Regions from separate parts of the Homo sapiens genome. Here region 1 is linked to region 2. Evidence: read pairs that join two places in POLR2A ChIA-PET (ENCODE). Cell type or tissue: IMR-90. All regions are shown on one strand.

The links. Peaks named below come from ENCODE experiments on the same cell type or tissue, not always from the same donor. Only the 100,000 strongest peaks of a DNase experiment are listed, where the experiment ranks them.
Region 1: POLR2A ChIA-PET joins it to region 2 with 8 read pairs; 2 of 35 experiments call an interaction of 5 or more read pairs at or near these places.

What each region holds. Positions count from the first base shown.
Region 1 is chr4:186,807,426-186,809,925 of GRCh38, reverse strand. No RefSeq gene overlaps it. Among named protein-coding and RNA genes, the nearest start is that of FAT1, 85 kb to the right of the region's middle. RefSeq lists an enhancer at 977-1,271. In IMR-90, no CTCF peak of the experiment used is centred here; a DNase peak (open chromatin) is centred at 1,095; H3K27ac peaks cover 406 bases.
Region 2 is chr4:186,607,835-186,610,334 of GRCh38, reverse strand. FAT1 (FAT atypical cadherin 1) reads left to right here. Exons shown (of 27, transcript NM_005245.4): 15 at 320-534; 16 at 1,015-1,152. Among named protein-coding and RNA genes, the nearest start is that of MTNR1A, 54 kb to the right of the region's middle. In IMR-90, no CTCF peak of the experiment used is centred here; no DNase peak of the experiment used is centred here.

The sequences.
Region 1 (2,500 bases), 200 kb before region 2:
ATAATACATTTTCTGTAAATCAATTCATATAAGGTAACAAAGTCAAAATTAATCTATAATTTAGAAATAAAGATAGTGGCTACTACAGGGATGAGGAGAAAAGAAATACAAGCAGAGATCCTCAGATGCTGGTAATATATTATGTTTCTTGATGTAGGGACTGGATACTACAGTGAAAATTGTAAAATTCATCAAGCTGTATACATTTAGAATATGTGCACTTTTAAAATGAAATTCAATAGTTTTTAAAAATAAATAAATAAATATATCTGTTAAATCCTACAAAAATTCCCAAACTAAATATAGTCGTATGCCACATAAGGACTTTCAGTCAAGATGGACCACATATATGATGATGGTCTCATAAGATTATAATAGAGCTGAAAACTTCCTATTGCCTAGTGACGTGAGGCAAAGCATTATTCATGTATTTGTGGTGATGTTGGTGTCAACAAACCTACTGTGTTCCCAGTTGTATAAAATTCTAGCCCATACAATTATTATATAGTACATAACACTAGATAATAATAATAAATGACTATGTCACTGGCTTATGGATTTACCAAAAAAACTTAACTGTGAAACAACCTCAGGCAGGCCCTTCAGGAGGTATCCAAGAAGGCACTGTTGTCATGGGAGCTGACAGCTCCATGCGTGTTATCGCCCCTGAAGCCCTCCCAGTGGGACAAGATCTGGAGGTGGAAGGCAGTGATATTCATGATCCTGACCCCATGCAGGCCTAGGCTAATGTGTGTGTTTGTGTCTTAGTTTTTAAACAAATAATTTAAAAAGTAAAAATAAAAATAGAAAATTTTAAACAGTCAAAAGCTTATCAAATAAGGATATAAAGAAAAAATACTTTTGTACAGCTGTACAGTATATTTGTGTTTTAAGCTAAGTGTTCTTAAAAGCGTTTTAAGTGTTATCAAAAGGTTTTTTAAAAATAAAAGTATATCAAGTTTAACAAGCTGCAGTAAACTAAGGTTAATTTATTATTGAAGAAAGAAACTGTTTTATAATTTAGTGCAGCCTAAGTGTACAGCATTCATAAAGTCCACAGTGGTGCGTAGTCATGTCTGAGGCCTTCACCTCCACACACCACCCACGCACTGACTCACCCAGAGCCACTTCCAGTCCTGCAAGCTCCACTCGTGGTAAGCTCCCCATACAGATGTACAACTTTTTCTTTTATACTGTATTTTTACGGTATCTTTTCTACGTTTAGATATACAAATACAAACCGTTGTATTACAATTGCCTAGAGTGTAGAGTCACCTGCTGTGCAGGTGTATAGTCTAGGAGCAACAGGCTGTACCATATGGCCCAGGTGTGGAGGAGGCTGTGCCGTCTAGGTCTGTATAAGTGCACTCTATGCTGTCCACACAACGGCAAAATTGCTTGGTGCTGCATTTCTCAGAACGTATCTCTGCTGTTAGGTGATGCCTGACTGTATATGTAAGTATGTAGACACAGCCTAATTACCCAGAGAATTGACTTATTACCTAAGTATTCTGTGGAAAAATTTCATCTGGAACAACTTTCCAAAGGCAACATCAGAGGTTTTAATCTACCAAAGCCAGCCATTTTTTCAAACCACAATGTCCCGCCTCCCTTCTAGTTCTTCATTATTTGATAAAAATCTCCCATGATTCTTCCTTTTCCAAAAATGTTTTCTCATGCCAAGGCATTCCTTGTTGTGCAGTAAGACACTCCTTTAAAACTGTTAAAATTTTACAGGAAATTCTAGCTCATGGCCAAATTTGTTTCAGAATGTCTAGAAGGTAAATGGCAACACAGAGATGAATTTTTCTCCAAAGTACTTGAACTTCATCATTTTGCCTGGCACTGTAATCCTCAACTAATAGCCTCTAACTGAAAATCATCCATTCGTAACACCGTGAAAGGATTCTGTTACCCCAGTTGCAGCTGGCTTGATCTGGATCTGCAAGAACTTGTTGACACTATGTCAGAAATTCCTCCTATCAGGGATATCTAACTCTTTACGGGGTCAGCACTTACATGTATTCACTTATTTCAGGTGAACAATATAGTTAAACCTGAAATGCTCACACACTTCAGCAATTTTCAAAGATTATTTATATATACATATGTGTGTGTATGTATACACATATATTTAGACAGTCATATACATATTCTACTAAAACATTCATTCCGAAAAAACATGAGTGGTAGCTTTCCCATAAATACTACCACGTGCTTGTTTTTTCATAAAACACTTAATGCATTTGAAAAAGCTGCACTGTATCTTTAATTAAAAATATTAATAGACATGCTTCCACAAAAAAAGATGCATGAGAATATTCTCAGACTTAATGTGTATATGAGCTGTTTTTCATTACACTGCTTTAAAAGTCATATTTCTTAGGTCGGTAATATTTTAAGGTAAAACAACATGTAAGTAAATGTAAGGGTGACTAGCTGCAGCACGTATTGTAGAATCTGTATTCTATTAGCAGGGTCATTGCCAGGTTCCTTTGTG
Region 2 (2,500 bases):
GAAGTCGAGTGAGCTATGGTATGGAAGGGATGATACAATCATCATGTTTATAATAAGCAGGGATGTAGGTGGTGTTGACTGGAAAAGCAATTTAAATATCATGAAGAATATCATGAAAATTAAGAGAAATAAAGATCCAGGGATGGGCAGATTCATAGTTTTTAATTGTTGAATTAAGAAAATAGGAAACATACGTAAATGGTAAGTAAACTTTTGAAGTGAAAACTAAATGTACTCAAAAGCATTCATCTATTTCAGTCATAGTGGGAAAATGTGGTGGCATTGCAGAATGCTGGAAGTAATTTTGATTTCTATTCAGGGGCCGTATTTATCATTGAGAATCTGGATTATGAGAGCTCTCATGAGTATTACCTAACAGTAGAGGCCACTGATGGAGGCACGCCTTCACTGAGCGACGTTGCCACTGTGAACGTTAATGTAACAGATATCAACGATAATACCCCTGTGTTCAGCCAAGACACCTACACGACAGTCATCAGTGAAGATGCCGTTCTTGAGCAGTCTGTCATCACGGTGTGTATTTTTTCCCCATTACAGTGAAAACTGTGTATCTTCTGGATCTTTGCAAAAGTTTTTAGTAAAATCAATCTAGTTTTTGTAGCGGCCTTTGTAAATATTTTGGAGATTTGAAAGTGTCTTTTGTTAGGCCAACTGATTGCTGACTTTGTTATGAATAATTGTGTTAAAACAGCTAAGCTAACCCTGTCTCTACTAAAAATACAAAAAAAAATTAGCCAGGCGTGGTGGCGGGCGCCTGTAGTCCCAGCTACTCGGGAGGCTGAGACAGGTGAATGGTGTGAACCCAGGAGGCGGAGCTTGCAGTGAGCCGAGATTGTGCCACTGCACTCCAGCCTGAGTGACAGAGCAAGGCTCCATCTCAAAAAAAAAACAACAACAAAAAGAAACAGCTAAGCTATTAATATCACAAATTTTGTGTAATAGGTTTAGGCCTCTTCTTAGCTGTCTCCTAAACAGGAGTGTGGTGTGTTCTAGGTTATGGCCGATGATGCCGATGGACCTTCCAACAGCCACATCCACTACTCAATTATAGATGGCAACCAAGGAAGCTCGTTCACAATTGACCCCGTCAGGGGAGAAGTCAAAGTGACCAAACTTCTCGACCGAGAAACGGTAAGTGAAAAAGGTTGATTTACGTTGTTTACAAATCACCACATCAATAACTAGAAATGCCTTGTGCTCTTGTCTGCTGGGCGTGGTGTGAGCAGGACTGACCGCCTCAAGAACTGACGGCAACATGTAAACACTCGAAAAGCAATGACACTATGAAGATCTCAATGTGAGAAATGTGTTCCATGCTAGGATAAAGTTTGGATAATAAAGCTTTGCATTCAGGAAGGAATTACTGTTGGTTCCAGTGTTCTGAGACACTTCCTAAAGCTAGAAGCTGGGTTTTAAATAATAGCAGAGGTTTGGAAAATCATAGAGGTTGAGAGAAGGGAATTTCCAGCGAGGAATTGCATGGACACAGGCATGCAGATAGAAGCCAAGAAATATATTTAGGGGACTTTACCCAGTTGTATTGGAGTAATCATAAGAAGAAAGCAGAGTGAGATAAAATAGGAAGGTATTTTACACACAGGTTATTGGCCACATAGAAAACCAGGACCAGAGGTTTGGACCTGATGCCTCAGGCACTAGGGTATGAGCATTTGTGAGCTGAGGAAGGTCAGTTGCTCCCCTCTATCTGCAGATTCTGCATTCGTGAAGTCAACTCAACATGGATCGAAAAGTATTAGAAAAGAAAAAATGTCGGGTGTGGTGGCCTCCTCCGATAGTCTCAGCTACATGGGAGGCATAGGTGGGAGAATTCACTGAGCCCAGGAGTTGAAGACCAGCCTGGGCAACATAGTGAGACCCTGCCTCCAGAAAAAGAAAGAAAAACAATAAAAAATAACAATACAACAACAAAAAAAATACAACCCCGACCCGCAGTATAACAACCATTTACATTGCATTGATACTGTATTAGGTACTATAATCTAGAGATGACTTAAAGTGTTTGGGAGGATGTGTATAGGTTATATGCAAATACTACACCATTTTATATCAAGGACTTGAGCACCAGTGGATTTTGGTGTCTATGAATACCAAATGAAGAAACTATTTGCAAAGGAAAAATTAGAATCCACAAAGCTTAGATATGGCTCCGTGTAGAAAGCATTGGTGTCAGAGGCAGCCTGATTTTTTGGTCTTGCTTTGACTGGGTAGTACCATTAAAGAAAAGTTATGAGGTATAAACGTGTAAGGGATGGGAGAGGCTAATGAATGTGGTTTTCAATATGCTGGTTTTTAAAGGGAAATAGCATATTCAGGCAGAATTACTCAGCCAGTATTTGGAGATTTTAGTCAGATTTAGAGACTGGAAAACCCTAAGTGTAGATATGGTACTTGCCGTTGGAGATGTTGATAGAAGTGACATGAGGGATTGAGATAAATATGAACAAATAAGGAGAGGCAG